2 separate regions of the Homo sapiens genome follow, and region 1 is linked to region 2. Evidence: read pairs that join two places in POLR2A ChIA-PET (ENCODE). Cell type or tissue: GM12878. All regions are shown on one strand. Each heading gives the region's core, and the rest is flanking DNA. Links, peaks and the distances in the headings are about the cores only.

What was found. Peaks named below come from ENCODE experiments on the same cell type or tissue, not always from the same donor. Only the 100,000 strongest peaks of a DNase experiment are listed, where the experiment ranks them.
Region 1: POLR2A ChIA-PET joins it to region 2 with 7 read pairs; 6 of 35 experiments call an interaction of 5 or more read pairs at or near these places.

Annotation. Positions count from the first base shown.
Region 1 is chr19:29,978,491-29,988,416 of GRCh38, forward strand. It overlaps URI1 (URI1 prefoldin like chaperone), which reads left to right. Exons shown (of 11, transcript NM_003796.3): 3 at 6,733-6,811; 4 at 7,792-7,927. Among named protein-coding and RNA genes, the nearest start is that of URI1, 41 kb to the left of the region's middle. In GM12878, for the core only: no CTCF peak of the experiment used is centred there; no DNase peak of the experiment used is centred there.
Region 2 is chr19:30,032,925-30,042,850 of GRCh38, forward strand. It overlaps the pseudogene TAF9P3. Among named protein-coding and RNA genes, the nearest start is that of URI1, 96 kb to the left of the region's middle. In GM12878, for the core only: no CTCF peak of the experiment used is centred there; no DNase peak of the experiment used is centred there; H3K27ac peaks cover 232 bases.

The DNA.
Region 1 (9,926 bases), core at 619-8,618, 55 kb before region 2:
TTTTCCATTTTTTTTTATGAAGAGTAACATCCAATAAAACTCTTAAGCACAGAGTCCTGTTTGAGGATGAAGATGTGAATATTGCAACAACCACAGTGCTTGTCTGAGAAGTGCATCACTTGGTGATAATCCTGAGTGCTTGTTCTTATTTTGAGAAATATAAGTCCAGATTCCACTATACCAAAGACAGATTGGGGTGGGTATCAGTGTAAGACCTGAGAGAAATGTAGGCTGTGAAAAATGGAGGCATGCCTATAATTTACTTTTTACTAATTCATATTGAACTCATGATCAAATTGGTGAGGGTTTTCACATTTTTCTTTTATTTTTAAGTCAGTTGATAATTTTGAGGTTTTTAAATATTTGGTAGGTTCAAAACCAGGATTGCCATTTTTCACTGTTGTAAAACCTCTTGAGAAACTTTAACCCGGAGGTATCTATGATTGGGCCTCTGCTGAAACTATATGTAAAATATGAGTTCTTTTCTCAGGGAAGAGCCTAGAGTTTTTCTAGTTTCTCATAGGGATCAGTGACCTAAAAGGGTTTTTTAATTGCTACTGTAATTAAGAAAACCCACAAAATTACTTTTTTCTAAAATATGCTTTAGAAAGAAAATATAGAAAGTGTAAAGTAGCAAAACCTATGAATTACGGTAAGATTTAAGTAGAAATTTGCACAAACTTTCAAAGCTTAAGTCAGCTATAAACTCATCACACCTTTTCTAAAAGGTCCTTTCCTTTGATTTGTAATAGGAATTTATATTAGTTATAGAAAATTTGGAAAATAAAAAGAACAAAAATTACATATAAACTCATCAGTAAAAATTAACTAGGCACTTTAGGATATTTCTTTCAAACGTAGATGAATGTGTTTTTACATAATTTTAAAGGTTTTTTGCTTTGAATTCACATCTCATTTTCTTAGAGCAAAAGATTAGTAATGAGTGAAGAAACAGGCACCTGTGATAACTGACAAGTCTTCAAACACATGTGTATGGTTGTTGTAGAGAGAACAGTAGAACAGATTTTTCTGTCCAGGCTTACTATATATATATATCCATTGCACTGTTTTCTCATTGTTGAAAAGTTAAATTGAAGAAATCTAGTAGAATGTTAGCTGCATCTCTCTTTAGATAATTTTGTTTCATTGACTTGAAAAATTATGTTTTTATATGCGGGTTAATCTTGGTATCTATGTCTAATAGTAAAGTTTTCTGATGGACTCATAAAATATAAAGAACATAGATTATTTCATCAGCATCTTCTGATGACATAAATTCCTTGGTATAATAGAGTTATAAAAAAGGAATATACCACCATTCTGCCTGAATTTTGTGGTACATTTCAGTTACTTATATCAATTGAAATTACTGAATATTTTGCCATGACCATTTAGAAAAAAAGTGTAATGCTATTGATTTAATTCAAGTACATTTAAATTTTCCATGAGGAGTGTTCCTTTTCCCACCAAATTGCATAAAGCATAACAGTATAGATCCCTTTTTCAAGAATTTTTAAATAAAATGTAACTTTTATCAATTTGTTTAGATTGTTTAAAAGGATACTTTGAAAAAAATCATTATTTCTTGCTTTAGTAACTGGAGGACATCTCTTTATCTATATAGAATCCATGCCCAAACTTAATATTCCTCTATTTTCTTGATTTTAGAGGTGAAAAGCCAGGCATCCTTCAAGCTAGTGGATCTTTGACAAAGATGCATTGCAAAACAATCAACAAACAATCAGAAAGGCATGCTATGTGTGAGTGATGATCCCTGCAGCATATGCCATAGGCTTGTTGTAGAGGAGCTGCTCAGTAAATGGTGGATTCAATTGAAACAAGTCTTTTTTGGATGCTTAATGGGAAGTTGTAGGGTGGGTATGATGGACTAAAAATTATTTCTAAAGAAGGTTATATATTGTATATATTCCAGAATCTTCCGTTTTTATCGTTTCTTAAATTAAAAAATAAAAATTTAACTCTGTCCCAGGTTAACTCAGATGTTAACACTTATATAGAAATTTTTTTCCTCTTTCCCCGTTAGGCATCTCACAGTATTTTCTGCTTGTCTGTTTAGGATGTTAGGTAGAGGAAAAGAGAGTGATAGAAGATTTTTTTTCTTAAAAAAAAAAAAAAAAAAAAAAAAAAACTGGGCCAGGCATGGTGGCTCACACCTGTAATCCCAGCACTCTGGGAGGCCGAAGCGGGTAGATCACAAGGTCAGGGTTCGAGACCAGCCTGACCAACATGGTGAAACCCCGTCTCTACTAAAAATACAAAAATTAGCCGGGTGCGGTGGCGCGTGCCTATAATCTCAGCTACTCAGGAGGCTGAGGCAGGAGAATCGCTTGAACCTGGGAGGTGGAGGTTGCAGTGAGCCGAGATCACGCCACGGCACTCCAGGCTGGGTGAAAGAGTGAGACTCCATCTCCAAAAAAAAAAAAAAAAAAAAAAGTTCAATGTTAGTATTTGCTGTCTATTTTAACTTCTTACTTTAAAGTAAAATTAGCAAAGTCTTATTGTTTCAACCTGATTTAAATTTTATCTCCCTTTTTTATTATTTAAAGGTTGGAGTCTTTATCACTGGCCTCAAAGGATGTAGACTTTTTTTTTTTAATAGAGATTTTTATTTTTGTCAGTCACTTTTAAGAGGATTAAAAATGTTGATCCCTTTCATATTTCCTCGTCCCTTTAAAAATATTCTATTATGACAAATTTCAAACATATGGAAGAGTGAATCTTGATCACCTATCTGTCTGTACCCTAATCCGTTAATCCATTTTTTTCTGATGAATTTCAAATTAAGTTGTGGACATCTGTGTATTTCACCCCTAAATACTTGAGCATATCCCTCATTTAACTTGATTTCTCTCTTACTTTCTACAATTTTATGCAAATGAGCTGTTTCCCATAGGTTCTGTCTTGATCTTAATCCTTTAAGGGTAAGGGCTAACTTGTGGTTGTGTTAATGGTCTTCATCGCTGCTGCCTATTTTTTTTTTTTAATTTCCTTAAAACAAAAGGTACTCTCAAAAGGCATATTGCACATGATTAGCAAGATTCAGAAGGAAGTGGTTAAAGTTTCTTACATGCCTTATACCTATGCTTTTAGTTCTTGTTTTGTATAAGGAATGTTGCATGAGGATATTGGAAAAAAATTTAAAATTAAGAGTTGAAGGCGGAACCTGATCTATAAGGATCCATTATGTTGAAGCCAAAGAAGCAGGTCTAGCTATTCTAAGTAAGTAGGCTGGAGAGGTGTTTCTTAACTCTATCTGGGTTTTGTTTTCCATTTGAAGAAAAATTATTTTAAGCAATTACCATTTTTGATTACTGTAATGACTCCTGTGTCCAAAAATTAATTACGTTTCTAATTATTAAAATAGAAAAAAAAATCTGTTCAAATTTTGTTATAAATAAAGACCCCAGACTTAACCTCAGTAATGCATTAGTTCTTAGCATAACTTTTGCATTTTCTGTTGCATAGGCTTTGTGATCTTTAACAGGATTATTTAAGCCTGAAATAATAGAGATACTATTTGGAGATCACTGTTTGACTAAGCCCTGAACATTTCCACGAATGTAGCCTTTAGAGAGAGAGGGTTCCTCAAGCTGTAGTTTCTTCCAGAGACATTGCTTGACTCCTCCTGGCCTCCCTTCATAAAGGATTTCTACATGGGCTGCATTTTAAGTGATCTTCTACTTTTGTATTTTTAGAAAATAATTCAAAATTTATAAATAGCAACTCTAATCTTAAACTGCTCTCCAGTATGTCCGCATTTTTATTCCAGAGAGAATTATTAATAAGTTGAAAACTGATTATATTTGACTTGAAATATTGACATTGATCTCTGGTATTGCCTGTTTTTGAACGTACTGTTCTTTTAATGTACAAAATAGATGTTTTTTGTGAGGAAGTTGTTTTTTTTTCTCCTAAGCATTGTTACCAAAATAAGACTTATTGAATGGTGACTTTAATACTAGCTTCTTAATATTCATAGAAATATTTAGATATCTAGGCTGGTGTATTTAGTCCTTGAGCATTTGCAGAATTACTTATCTGAAACATAAATAAGCTGTTAGTGTTATGTTATTAATAGTGAGTGTTGACTGTCTAGGCACTGTACCAGTCAGTCCTATGGAGACATTCTCCCATTGATTGCTCACACCAGTCCTGTTTCCAAAGCCCCTGAATGGTTACATTCAGCTGTACTGTCTTTCAGCAAGTTATACTATTTGTATCAAATTGGTTAGTGAAATCTTGTAGGTAATAGTCTTTCTTGAAAGTTTTGGAATTGATGTTTTTTGATGCTTCATGAAAAAAATGAGTTTTGAGTTTTGGAACCAAAATAGTAGTTGCTCCATGCTGGGCAGTGTGTTAGACCTTTTATATTTAATTCTGTTGAACCTGTGAGATAAGTATTAGTCCAATTTTGCCATTGAAGTTACTAAGACTAAGGTGAATTTGTGTAAATTGCATGTAGAGCTTGGGATTCACTCTCTGGTCTGACTTCAAAGCCATGTTCTTTCTGGTACATAGCCTTGTGCATGAAGTTTTTTTGCCATTTTATCCATATAAAAATTTTCCAGGAGGAGGATTTTTGCCTTAAACAAAAGAATAAAACATGTTTCGTATTTATTTATAGAAAAGGATTTTTTTTGGGGAAAGTTATAAAGCAGTTGCACACTAGAAAATGAGAAAGCTTTCATGAAGGAATGCAGGTCAGAAGACCTAGCTAGGTTAAACTCATTGCTTACCTCATCTTGATAGAGGAGATCTGGCTTCTTGCTATGTGGTTTTTCCATCTTCCTTCTACTTTGTCTTCTGTAAGAGAAAAATACTGATAAGTGACATTTATTATAGGTTATGTAAAATAATATATATGTGAAATTCCTTAAGATCTTAAGACTGAGCTAATTTTTTTTTATTAATTATGCTACTGTTGCTTCAGGGAACTAAGCAGTAAGCTGAAACCAATTCTGTGATGTTTGTCATTTATATTATCTGGAGAGTTGTTACCTACATTGCAGTTTATCCTGATTTCAATTTGACAATGTCTACATGTTCTTTTAAATTACTTGCTGAGTTGGTGAATTTTTGTTTCTGTTATTTTTAAAAACTGACAACATCCTTCTGCTTAAAAAAAATTCAGTGCTGTAGTTTTGCTTGCAGCCTGTATCTTAGCAGGGAACCCTTTGGAAACCCAGTCTCCAGAGAAAGTTTGACGGGCATCTTGGCATAGGCTGCTGCCTGGTATTACTCAAAAAGAAGGGCTGTTCATTTCCAGCAGGTGTTAAGAGCTGAGTAAGGCCCATAGCATGGAAATACGATCATCTCTGCCCCTACAGAGTTACATATACCTTTTGGTTGTTTGAAATTACTTATTTGGTAGCTCTGTTTGATGTAACAAGAAACAGACTCCTAGGCCAAATTGAAACGCCTTTTGTATTATCTCTACTTAATTTCTTCTACCCCCAGTTGATTCTCTCTTACCTTAATCACATTATTATGAATAATTGAAGAGCTGATGATGCATTTTTCAGCCTAAGGTTTTCTGATGAGGACTAAAGCATCTGATCAAATTTCATGTTCATGATTTCAACTTCACAGCCAGTATCTATTCACTCAAAAGCTTTATTAAATCTCTTCTTTCGGCCGGGTGTGGTGGCTCATGCCTGTAATCCCAGCACTTTGGGAGGCTGCGGTGGGGGGATCGCTTGAAGCCAGGAGTTCGAGACCAGCCTGGCCAACGTGGCGAAGAAACCTAATCTCTATGGAAGATACAAAAATTAGCTGGGCGTGGTGTCATGCGTCTGTAGTCTCAGCTACTCAGGAGGCTAAGGCAGGGGAATCACTTGAACCCAGGAGGTGGAGGTTGCAGTGAGCTGAGATTGTGCCACTGCACTCCAGCCTGGGCAACAGAGAGAGACTCTGTCTTAAAATAAATAAATCTCTTCTTTTTTCATCTTGAGTCCCTTCTTCTCTCCAAATATCAGGCCCTCTTTTACTGTCTCCCTTAATTTTCACATTTTATTTGGTCCAGATAGTCTTGTATCTTAAAAAACAGTAATTCTCAAAATTTGAGTATTCTGCTTCTAAATGCCAGAGTCCCTGAAGAGTCTTAATTCTTCAATAAATGTATGGTAGAATAATGCCATTGCTAAACTGTATAAAAACAGGATTTTAAAACTAAAAATAAAACCACATTAATCTTGAATTTGCTAAAATTATGTTTTTGATTAGCTTGTTTTATGATACCTGGCCTACTGGGCCTCCCAAATTGCTGGGATTACAGGCGTGAGCCACCACACACGACTGAAAGAAGAGATTTAATAAAGCTTTTGAGTGAGGCCAGGTGCAGTGGCTCACGCCTGTAACTCTAGCACTTCAGGAGGCTGAAGTGGGAGGATCATGAGGTCAGGAGTTCAAGACCAGCCTGACCAACATGGTGAAACCTCCTCTCTACTGAAAATACAAAAACTAGCCTTGCATGGTGGCGCACACTTGTAATCCCAGCTACTCAGGAGGCTGAGGCAGGAGAATTGCTTGAACCCGGGAGGTGGAGGGTGCAGTGAGCCGAGATCACGCCACTGCACTTTAGCCTGGGCGACGGAGCGACACTCTGTCTCAAAAAAAAAAAAAAAAAAAAAAAAAAAAAAAAAAAAAAAAAAAAAAAAAAAAAAAAAAGAAAAATCGTTAATAATGTGTGTATTTGGTGTTTTCTGTCAACAGGAAGAAGGTAGATAATGACTATAATGCCCTTCGAGAAAGACTCAGCACCTTGCCTGATAAATTGTCTTATAATATAATGGTATGTTTGGTGTGTTTCTTTTAAAGTAATAGTTGTTTCTTGTAAACATATTAACTATGTGTCGGTTCACAGAATGTCAGGCTGATGGACTGTGTCCAAGGTAACTATGTAGCAAGGAAGATTTGTTTTGTTTTACTTTATAAGAACACAGTAATTGTAGTAATTGTTGGTATTTACCTTTTTTTTTCAGAATATATATGGTGACACAAATGACATAAATATTAGCACAAAATTGGACATATTTCAAATGGAAACTTACTATATAAAAAATGTAATTATGACAGAAATATGGTACTAAGTCGTTTCTTGTTAGCCAGAGCAGGAATAGGCCATAATGTTTTGTAATTCACAGAATTAAACCTTAGGACATTGATTTTTATATAAAAACGTGCTGCTAATTTTTGTTTTAATGATCTTCACATCGACATAGTGATCTGTTCATGAGCCCTGGATTAGAGCCTTTCATTGCATGAATGTTCTTTCTTATGAAGACTTTGTTCTTTTATACTAGTCCAAGTATTTTGTATATATAGCTAGATAGATCCATTAAAGCTATTTGTTTACTAATTCCTGCTTTGCAAAAGTGTCTACTTTATTGAAAATAATTTTTAGTTTTCTTTATCAAAAGTATTTTGCATTGACAATGTTTCACTACTAGTTGCTTTCACTTAGATTTGCAAGTGAATGAAAAGTATAAACATGCCGAGACAGTACTACTTTCTTTAAGAGCTATATGTAAATATGGTGTGGATTTATTTTCCTGTTTTAACATTGATTTATGAACATAAAGCAATTTTCTTTAGATTTTCCTAGTAAAATTTTAATATAGTGTTGAATTTCTGTGAAGCTGGCATTTTATTTTTCCCAATGTATAAATAAAAAAATTCAGTTATGTAAGGCTTTTAATGCGAAGTGTTTTATAAAATGTACTTTTCAGTGTTTTATGTTTTTTCCCTTTTTTCTTTTTTTTTAAACAATAGGTACCATTTGGCCCTTTTGCCTTCATGCCAGGAAAACTTGTCCATACTAATGAAGTCACTGTTTTACTGGGGGACAACTGGTTTGCAAAGTGCTCAGCAAAGCAGGCTGTAGGTTTAGTTGAGCACCGGAAAGAACGTAGGTACCCATTTTAAATGATGTTTCTTTGTTGTATATGTATCCATTCACAGATTGCCAAGCTGAAGGGCTGTTTCTTACCAAAAGTACCTTCCGTGATCTATGAATCCAGGCTGTTTGTGATTCTGTTGAATTGTAGGTAGTTTGAGTAGAACCAACATTTGAGAATGAGCTGGAGAATGGAGCATCCGGGTTGGAAATGTCACCTACATTGGCATGTTTTCAGAAGTTACAAAGTTTCAAAGTCATTATGTGATTTTGTAGTTAGAAGTTGGGAAGACATAAAAATTGGAGTCATTTTATACCTTATAATTTTTTTTTAGTTGCTATTATAGACTTATTTTTGCACTTAATACTTTAGTACACAGAAATAATGTGTTTTCTCCTTAGTGAACTAAGAGAAATACCTGTTTACATAAGTAGACAATTCTTAAAAATGCTTTTTGGTTTGGAAAAAAAACCATATTTTCATTTGATAGAGGAGACCAGGTGTGAAAAGGTGCTACCTAAAACAGCACCCTTATCCTTTTTCAGTTGTTTGAGTTCTCTGCATCCCTTTATTAGGGCAGCTCTTGAGTTTTGTTTATCCGTGCTATTATCTGTAGGTGTATAGAAGCCTACATACACACACACAACACACACTACACATTTTGCAGTTGGATGAGCTAGCTTGGGTTCTAGCTTAGTTATATTTTAAAATTAGGTTCAGTTTATAATCTGTTGTTATTTCTGTAATACGTATTTAGATTGAGAGTATAATATCCGCCCTACCTGCTTTTTAACCTTTTAGTTAAATGTGTATTTGAAAATAAATGATGGGAAGATCCTTTTTTATAAATAAGGTCATACTAAACAGAAAACAGCTGAGTTTTCTAAAGCTGAACTTGATTTCACTTATACATGAATGAGTACTAGAGAACTCATTTACTCAGTGAAATTCTGGGAACTATATTTGGAGACTCTAATTGCAAATCAACTCCTATAAGTTTATAATTGATATATATTTTGATCTTTTGTGACACTAATCAGAATCTTATTGTTAGGCCTGTATGTAATTTCTGGCAATGATAAATCTTTTGGCTTTGCTGCATTATTTTTGTCATGTATATTAGCGAAAGAGAATGGGCATACTTTTTTCTTAAAGACCTTACTGAAGACGAAGCCTCTCTTTATATACTGAAGTAGCTCTGATGTTATGAAATGAATCCATAGCCTGTTGAAGTTTGTTCACATTGATTTTCATATTTCAGTGAAAAAAATCTTTATAATTAGTTATAACTTAAAATATTAATGGGAATACTTATACTACAATAGAATAGAGCTCTAGAGTAGAGAAACATGTTTTTGTAAATCACTTTCTAGTAGTTAAATATGGTTTTGGAAAGTGACCAAACATAGATGACTTTTGGGATCAATATTTATCTAAAATAATTTTCAAAGTACATATTTCCTGTTACAATAAATTCTGGGCCGGGCGCAGGGGCTCATGCCTGTAATCCCAGCACTTTGGGAGGACAAGGCAGGTGGATCACCTGAGGTCAGGAGTCCGAGACCAGCCCGACCAACGTGGTAAAACCTCGTCTCTACTAAAAATACAAAAATTAGCCGGGCGTGGTGGTGTGTGCCTGTAGTCCCAGCTACTTGGGAGGCTGAGACAGGAGAATCACTTGAACCCAGGAGGTGGAGGTTGCAGTGAGCTGAGATTGTGCCACTGCACTCCAGCCTGGGCAACAAAGCGAAATTTTGTCTCAAAAAAAAAAAAAAAATTACGTAAAGCTCTTTTATTCACATGGTTTTATAATTTATACCTGAAGAAAATACTTAGGTATATTGTTGTACTTCACATTTATTAAGAAAAGGTACTTTATTTTTCTTAAGGCAGAGGAAATATAACCAGTTAAACACATAGTCATCTATGTCATGGTTGATTGGGGTAATTGGGGAAGGTCTGAGTTACAACACGGGTCATGATTTGTTTAGCCAGCACCACAGTCAGGAC
Region 2 (9,926 bases), core at 979-8,978:
CAGGTGTTGGATTTTGCCAAATGCTTTTTCTTCATCTATTGATGTGATCATGTGATTTTTTTCTTCTTTACCTTGTTGATGTGATAGATTACATTGATTTTCAAATGTTGAACCACCCTTGCATACCTAGAATAAATCTCACTTGGTCATGGTGTATAATATAATCCTTTGCATACATTTTTGGATTCAGTTTAATAATATTTTCTTGAGTTTTGCATCTGTGTTTATTAGCAATATTTGTCTGTAGTTTCTTGTAATGTCTTTGCCTGATTTTCATATGGTAATGCTGAACTCATAGAAGTAGGGAGTACTCCCTGTGCTTCTATCATCTGAAAGAGATAGGAGAGAATTGGTGTATTTTTTTTTTTTCCTTAAATGTTTCATAGAATTCATAAGTGTATCTGTCTGGGCCTGCGCTTTGTGTTTTGGAAAGTTATTAATTATTTAATAGAGATAGTCTTATTCCGATTGTCTGTTTCTTCTCGTGTGAGTTTTGGTAGATTGTGCTCTTCAAGGAATTGGTCCATTTTTTCTAGGAGTACCATATTTGTGTGCATAGACGTGTTCATAGTATTTCTTGGTTATCCTTTTAATCTCCCTGGGATCTGTAATGACATTCTCTTTTTTTATTTCTGAAATCAGCAATTTGTGTCCTCTCTCTTTTTTCTTAGTTAGCTTGTCTTACTGATTTTATTTATCTAAGAACCAGCTTTTGGTTTGGTTGATTTTCTCTACTGATTTTATGTTTTCAATTTCATTGATTTCTGCTTTAAATTTTTATTCTTCTCCTTACTTTGGAATTAATTTCCTCTCCTTTTTCTATTCTTATAAGGTGAAGGCTTAGATGATTAATTTTAGATCTCTCTTTTCTGATATATGCATTCAGTGTTAAAAATTTTCCTTTAAGCACTGTTTTCACTGCATCCCACAAATTTTGATAAGTTGTATTTTTTATTTTTGTTCAAAATATTTTAAAATTTCTTTTGAGACTTTCTTTGATCCATGTGTTACTTAGAAGTGTGTTGTTTAATCTCCAAGTATTTGGGAGATTTTCCAGCTATATTTGTTATTGATTTCTAGTTTAATTCAATTGTGATGTGAGAGCAGACACTGTATAATTGCTATTTTAAATTTGTTAAGGTGTGTTTTATGACCCCAAGTGTGATTTGTCTTGGTTAATGTTCCATATTAGCTTGGAAAAAATTATGTATTCTGCTGTTATTGAATGAAGTAGTCTGTAGATAACCATTATATCAAGTTAGTAAATGGTGTTAATGAGTTCAGCTGTGTCCTTAACTGATCTTTTGACTGCTGGATCTGCCCATTTCTGATAGATGGGTACTGAAGTTTCTAGGTATAATAGTGAATTCATCTGTTTCTCCTTCCAGTTCTGTCAGTTTTTTCTTATGTAGTTTGATGCTCTGTTTTTAGATGCATACACATTAAGGATTGCTATGTCTTCTTGGAAAATTGACCCCTATGTAACTGTAGAATGCTCCTTTTTTTTCCTGATAACTTTCCTTAATCTGAAGTCTGCTCTATCTGAAGTGAATATAATGACTCTCACTTTCTTTTGATTAATGTTAGCATGGTATATCTTTCTCCATCCATTTACTTTCAATTTATATGTGTCTTTAAGGTTTTTGTAGACAGTGTATAGTTGGGTCTTATTTTTTGGTTCATTCTGACAATTTATTTGTCTTTTAATTGGTACTTTTAAACCATTGGCATTTAAAATGATTATTGATATCGTTGGATTGACATCTACCATATTTTTACTGTTTTTATATTTGTTGCCCTTGTTCTTTTTCCTGTTTTTGTCTTCCACTCTTTTTCTGCTGTTTGGGTTTTTTTGTTTGTTTCTTTTCTCTTATCGATCCCTTGCCTGTTAAATACCCCTTTTGATTTTAATTGAGCATTTTTTATGATTCCGTTTTCTCTACTTAGCATATCAGTTATACTTTTTAAAAGCATCTTTTTAGTAGTTGCCCTGGAGTTCGGAACATCTACAGCTAATCCAAGTCCACTTTGAAATGATGATACTATACCATTTCATGGGTAATGCAAATGCCTTACAACAATCCTTATTCCTCCTCTCTGCTGTTCCTTGTATTGTTGCTGTTATTTATTTGACTAACACATCAGTATACATAAACATGTATATGTACATAGGTATACAAAATCAAATGCATTGTTGGTACTATTATTTGGAACAAATTGTTATCTGTTAAATAGGTAAGAATAAGAAACTAAGTTTCTGTTTTACGTTTACCTCTTCCTTATGCTCTTTATGAAGATCCGAATTTCTGAACTATATGATTTTCCTTCTATCTAAAGAACTCCTTTAACACTTCTGGAGTGCAGTGCCATGATCATGGCTCATGGCAGTCTGAATTCCTGGACTTCAGCGATCCTCCCACCTTGGCCTCCCAAAGTGCTGGGATTTCGGGTGTAAGCCACTGCACCTGGCCTCTCTCCTTTATTTTCGAAGGCTATTTCTCAGGATATAGAATTCTAGGTTGATAGTTCTTTTCTCTTGGTGCTTTAAATATTTCACTCCACTCTTCTTACTTGCATGCTTTCTAAGAAGTTGGGTATAATTCTTTCTTTTGCTTCTCTATAGGTAATGTGTTTTTTTCCCTCTGGTTTCTTTCAGGATTTTTCTTTATGAATTCTTATAGTTTGAAAATGATGATGCCTAGGTGGAATGTTTATCCTGCTTAGTGTTCTCTGAGCTTCCTGGATCTGTATTTGGTGTCTTATAATAATTTTGGGGAAATTCTTAGTTGTTACTGTTTCTGATATTTCTTCGGTTCCTTTTTTTTTTTCTTCTACTGATTTTCCCATTTTGCATATGCTACCCCCTTTGTAGGTGTCTTGCAGTTCCTGGATATTCTGTTCTGGAGTTTGCAGCCTTTTTTTTTTTTCTCTCTCTCTGTTTCCTTTTCAGTTTGGAGGTTTCTGTTGAGATATCCTCAAGCTCAGAGATTCCTAGCTTTATTCAGTCTGCTAATGAGCCCATCAAAGCATTCTTCATTTCTCCTGCAGTGTTTTTGATCTCTAGCCTTTCTTTTTGGTACTTTTTAGAATTTCCATCTCTCTGCTTACATTGCCCACTTGTGTTTGCATCCATCTAGTTTATTCATTAGAGCCTTTAGTATATTAATCATAGCTGTTTTAAATTCCTGGTCTGATCATGTCAACATCCTTGCTATATCTGTCTTGTTCTGATGCTTGCTCTATCTCTCAAATGACCTTTTTTGCCTTTCAGTATGCCTGGTGATTTTTCCTTAACAGCTGGGCACGTTCCTGAGTAAGAGGAAAGGCTGTAAATAGGCCCTTAGTAATGTGGATTTCTTTAGAGTTCTATAGTCCTGTGATCAGGTCTTAGTCTTTGAGTGAGCCTGTGCCTCTAGACTGTGTACATCACATGTGCTTCTCATTTCCCCCATCAGCCTTACTGAAGACACGATGACTAGAGGGAGCTGGTGTTTGGTATTTCTCTTCTCCCACATGGAAGGCAGGAGCTGCCTGAGGTTATTTCCCTTCCCCTAGGTCAGTTTGGCCCTGATAAAACCCCAGCAGTTTATCTTCCGGTTAAATAGTTTCTCCTGCGGGCAAACCTTGTTAAGAAGAACAGAGTGTTTTGGCATGTTTTTAAATGGTTCCTTTTCCTTTTCCCCTGCTGCAAACACAGGGGGATAGTTCTCAGATACTTGCTTTGAGAACCTGGTAGAGCTCCTGGAGGTAAAACTCACAAAAGTATGTGTGCCGGGGAATGACTGAGTCCCCCTGGAATTTTCAACTCAAGACTTGTCCACACTGTGCAGTTAAGTTAATTACAGTTCAGGTTTCCCTAGCCTGTCAGTTTTCCCTGGAGGCCTCTGTCTGAGGGTCTCGGCTCCAGTTACTTGTGCTTCTCTGCCTTTGCCTGCCGGTCACTCCAATTTCAGGGGCCATGATAGTTTGCCCTGTGGCTTCACTGTTCTTAACTAAGAATTGATTTTTCAGTTTGTTTAGCTGTTTACTTATTAGGATGTAGTGACAACGTCCAAGCTTGTATGCCAGGCCAGAAACTAATAGTCCAACTTTATCTTTGCTTTTTAGGGAAAGTATTTACAAAGGTCCTCACTTTGTCATTCCTCTCAATTACCTTTGAAACTTTTTCTTTAAATGTTAAATTGTCTACCTGTGAATTTACCATGTTGAGTGCTCTTCATTATTTTCTGTACATTGAAGTTGCCACCTGGTTTTCTTTTCCTCCAGCCTGTAGAACTTGCTTTAATCACGTTTTAAATGGTCCTTCCCGTAATGTGAAGGGCGGGTGAGCAAGGCGCTCAGAGCCGTCGTGGGGAGGACCATGTTGCTTCCAAGCATCCTGCTCACCAGTACACCAGGGGTTGGAAAAACCACACTAGGCAAAGGACTTGTGTCAAAATCAGGACTGAAATACATTAATGTGGGTGATTTAGCTCAAGAAGTCTGATCATCGTATATCATGGAGTCTGGCAAGATGGCTTCTCCCAAGAGCATGCCGAAAGATGCACAGATGATGGCACAAATCCTGAAGGATCTGGGAATTACAGAATATGAGCCAAGACTTATAAATCAGATGTTAGAGTTTGCCTTCCGTTATGTGACCACAATTCTAGATGATGCAAAAATTTACTCCAGCCATGCTAAGAAAGCTACCGTTGATGCAGATGATGTGCAGTTGGCAATCCAGTTCCACGCTGACCAGTCTTTTACCTCTCTTCCCCCAAGAGATTTTTTTATTAGATATCGCAAGGCAAAGAAATCAAACCCCTTTTCCATTAATCAAGCCATATTCAGGTCCTAGATTGCCACCTGATAGATATTGCTTAACAGCTCCAAATTATAGGCTGAAATCTTTACAGAAAAAGGCATCAACTTCCACGGGAAGAGTAACAGTCCCGCAGTTAAGTGTTGGTTCAGTTGCTAGCAGACCAAGTACTCCCACACTAGGCACACCAACCCCACAGACCATGTCTGTTTCAACTAAAGTAGGGACTCCCGTGTCCCTCACAGGGCAAAGGTTTACAGTACAGATGCCTACTTCACAGTCTCCAGCTGTAAAATCTTCAATTCCTGCAACATCAGCAGTTCAGAATGTTCTGATTAATCCATCATTAATTGGGTCCAAAAGCTTCTTATTACCACTAATACGGTGTTATCACAAAATACTGCCAATGAATCATCAAATGCATTGAAAAAGCGTGAAGAAGATGATTATGATAATTTGTAATTTAGCCTTGCTGCATGTAACATGTATACTTGGTCTTGAATTCATTGTACTGATACTAAACATGCGTGCTGGATGTTTTCAAGTTGTATTTTAGAAAACTTTCATATTTAATGAGTAAATACAATTACCATACTTTTCAATTGAAATGAAGGTTTTTCATCAGCCTTAAAAGTGTAAGAAAAATCAAGTTGTCATTAATTTGAAAAAAATAATGTTTTAAATGTTGGTGTGCTAGATCAAGTTCTTTCAACTTTTCTCTGAAATAATATTATTTTGCCTTTATATTTGAAAGATATTTTTGCTAGGTATAGAATCCCAAGTTGACAGGTTATTTTCCTCCCTCCCTCCCTCCCTCCCTCCCTTCTCCCCTCCCCTCCGCTCACTCGCTCGCTTTCTTGCTTGCTTGCTTGCTTGCTTGCTTGCTTGCTTTTCTTTCTTTCTTTCTTTCTTTCTTTCTTTCTGTCTCTCTCTCTCTTTCTTTCTTTTGAGACGAGGTCTCGCTCTGTCACTCAAGCTGGAATGCAACAGCATGGATCATAGCTCACTGCAACCCTTGGGCTCAAGCAGTCTTCCTGCCTCAGTCTCCTGAGTACCTGGGACTACAGACACATGTCACCAGGTCCAGCTAATTTTTAAATTTCATGTAGAGACGGGGTCTCACAATGTTGTCTAGGCTGGTCTTGAACACCTGGGCTCAAGTGTTCCATCCTCCTGCCTTGGCCTCCCAAAATGCTGGGATTATAGGCATGAGCCCCACCATGCATGACCTGGTTTTCTTCTCTAGCACTTTGAAGATGTTTTCCCTTGTCTTTTGCACTTCGTGGTGCTGTGTTATCTTTTATTAGTCTTATTTCAGTTCCACTGTAGGTAGTATGCATTTTCCTCTGGCAATCTAATTATGATATGCATAGGTATATTCTTTGTGTTTGGTCTTGTCAGGGCCTGTTGAGTATCTTGGATCTGCAGATTTAGAGTTTTCATCAAATGTGGAAATATTTTGGCCATATTTTTTCCAATTTTGCTTGGGCCCCAATCTCTTTTTCTCCTGTTTCTGGAACACCAATTACATTTATATTGTATAGTTTTTTTTCTTTTTTTTTTTTTGAGAGCGAGTCTCGTTCTGTCACCCAGGCTGGAGTACAGTGGTGAGATCTTGGCTTACTGCAACCTCTGCCCCCAGGATTCTAGCGATTCTCCTGCCTCAGCCTCCCGAGTAGCTGGGATTACAGATGCCTGCCACCATGCCTGGCTAATTTTTTTGTACTTTTAGTAGAGATGGGGTTTTGCCATGTTCGCCAGGCTGGTCTCAAACTCTTGACCTCAGGTGATCTGCCTGCCTTGGCCTCCCAAAGTGCTGGGATTACAGGTGTGAGCCACCATCCCCAGCCTATTATATAGCTTTTATTGTTCCATAAGGTCACCGAGGCTTGGTTCATTTTTGTGTAGTCCTTTTTCTTTCTGTGTTTAATTATGGTTAATTTTTATTGATATATCTTCATGTTCACTAAATTTTTATTTTTATTTTTTTGTAATGTCTGATTTACTCTTGCACACATCCAGTAAATTTTTTGTTTCAGATATTATATTTGAACATGCCTACAGGAATATACCTGTATACCTCTAGGATTTCCATTTTTTAAATAAGATTTTTAATTTCTCTTTATTATGTTAATGATTTTCTTTAAATTTTGAAGCATATTTATAATAGCTGTTTTAAAGTCCTCATCTGCTCATTCTATCATTTCTGTCATTTTTGTGTCTATTCCTACCTGGCTGTGGGTCATAATTTGGATCCTATTTTCATGTTTAGTAATTTTTAATTTGATGCCAGAATTTTTGTTAATCTTTTTATTTTGGAATAAACCTAGATTTACGGAAAAGTTTAAAGATAATGCAGAGAGTTCTCATACGTTCCTCACCCAGTTTTAGTGTCCTCTAATGTGAACACACTACATTACCAAGGTACATGTGTCAGAACTAAGAAATTAGCACAAGGCAATACTATTTACTAAAGTATAGACTTTATTGAAATGTTACTAGTTTTTCTACCAATGTTCTTTTTCTTTTCCAGGATTCATTCCAAGATACCTGTTGTATTTTGTGGTCATGTCTTCTTAGTCTCATCCTATCTGACAATTTCTCAATTTTTTCTTTTTCATGACCTTGTACTTTTGAAGAGTATTGGCCTGTGGGTGTTTTACAGAATATTCCTCAATTTGAGTTTGCCCAGTGTTTTCTTACAATTAGCCTGAGGTTGTGAGTTTTCAAGAGAATACCATAGATGTGAGGTGTCTTTCTCTGCACATAATATCACTGCGTTAATCTTGATTACTTTGTTGAGTTGGTACCTGTTTGGTTTCTCCACTATAAGACCAGTCTTATTTTGCTTGGATTCCTTCTCTCTGTGCTGTGGTCCAACAAACCTCTCAAGACAAAGAGTGATTATAGGACTTACCTCATTTACTTAGGAATCTTAGTCTTATATTTCTTGGTCCTAGTGTCTGAAAACACTTGTTTTCAGTTTTCTAGCTGTTTATGGCAGAAGAGCAAATTCTGTAGCCCTGAATCCTTCAACACTAGAGTCAGAAGTCCTTGGCAGGACCTCTTCTTGAGTTCCTTGCTTGCAGTTTCTCAGTTAATTTCATAGCTTGCAGTTCCTCTGATCTTGACCTACATGAAGGCCAACTCACAGCTAGCATTCCCAAGGGAGACTTGATATGGTTTGGCTCTGTGTCCCCACCTAAATCTCATCTTGAATTGTACTCCCATAATTCCCACGTGTTGAGGGAGGGACCTGGTGGGAGATAATTTGAATCATGGGGACTGTTTCCCCCATACTGTTTTGTGGTAGTGTGTCTCATGAGATCTGATGGTTTTATCAGGGGTTTCCACTTTTGCTTCTTCCTCATTTTCTCTTGCCGCCACCATGTAAGAAGTGCCTTTTGGCCGGGTGCATTGGCTCACACCTGTAATCCCAGCACTTTGGGAGGCTGAGGTGGGCAGATCACAAGGTCAGGAGTTCAAGACCAGCCTGGCCAACATGGTGAAACCCTGTCTCTACGAAAAATATAAAAACTAGCTGGGCAGGGTGGTGCATTCCTGCAATCCCAGCTACTCAGGAGGCTGAGGCAGGAGAATTGCTTGAACCAGGACCCAGGAGGTGGAGGTTGCAGTGAGCTGAGATCACACCACTGCATTCCAGCCTGTGCTACAGAGCAAGACTCTGTCTCAAAAAAAAAAAGCCTTTCACCTCCTGCCATGATTCTGAGGTCTCCCCAGCCATGTGGAACTGTAAGTCAAATTAAACCTCTTTTTTCTTCCCAGTCTTGGGTATGTCATTATTAGCAGTGTAAAAATGGACTGATACAGTAAATTGGTACCAGTAGAGTGGAGTGTTGCTGAAAAGATACCCAAAAATGTGGAGGCAACTTTGGAACTGGGTAACAGGCAGAGTTTGGAGGGCTCAGAAGAAGACAGGAAAATGTGGGAAGGTTTGGAACTTCCTAGAGAATTGTTGAATGGCTTTGACAAAAATACTGATAAAGGTGTGGACAATGAAATCCAGGCTGACGTGGTCTCAGATGGAGATGAAGAACTTGGGAACTGGAGCAAAGGCGACTCTTGTTATGTTTTAGTGTAAGAGTCTGGTGGCATTTTGCCCCTGCCCTAGAGATTTGTGGAACTTTGACTTCAGAGAGATGATTTAGCGTATCTGGCAGAAGAAATTTCTAGGCAGAAAAGCATTCAAGAGGTGACTTGGCTGCCATTAAAGGCATTCAGTTTTAAAAGGGAAGCAGAGCATAAAAGTTTGGAAAATTTGCAGCCTGACAATGCGATAGAAAAGAAAATCCCATTTTCTGAGGAGAAATTCGAGCCGACTGCAGATATTTGCATAAGTAACAAGGAGTTGAATGTTAATCCCCAAGACAATGGGGAAAATGTCTCCAGGTCATGTTAGAGAACTTTGTGGCAGCCTCTTCCATCACAGATCCGGAGGTCTAGGAGGAAAAATGGTTTTGTGGAGAGGACCTAGAGTCCCCGTGCTATGTGCAGTCTAGGGACTTGGTGTCCTGTGTCCTAGCTGCTCCAGCTGTGGCTGAAAGGGGCCAACATAGTGCTTAGGCCGTGGCTTCAGAGAGTGCAAGCCCCAAGACTTGGAAGCTTCCATGTGGTGGTGAGCTTGCAGGTGCACAGAAGTCAAGAACTGGGGTTTTGGAACCTCTGCCTAGATTTCAGAAGATGTATGGAAATGCCTGGATGCCCAGGCAGAAGTTTGCTGCAGGGGTGGGGCTCTTATGCAATGCAGAAGGGAACTGTGGGATGGGAGCCCCCACAAAGAGTCCCTACTGGGGCACTGCCTAGTGGAGCTGGGAGAAGAGGGCCACCATCCTCCAGACCCCGGAATGGTAGATCCACCTATAGCCTGCACTGTGAGCCTGGAAAAGCTGCAGACACTCAATGCCAGCCTGTGAAAGCAGCCAGAAGGGAGGCTGTACCCTGCAAAGTCACAGGGGTGGAGCTGCTCAAGACCATGGGAACCCACCTCTTGGCATCAGTGTGGCCTGGATGTGACACATGAAGTCAAAGGAGATCATTTTGAAACTTTAAAATTTGATTGCCCCACTAGATTTTGGACTTGCATGGGTCCCGTAACCCCTTT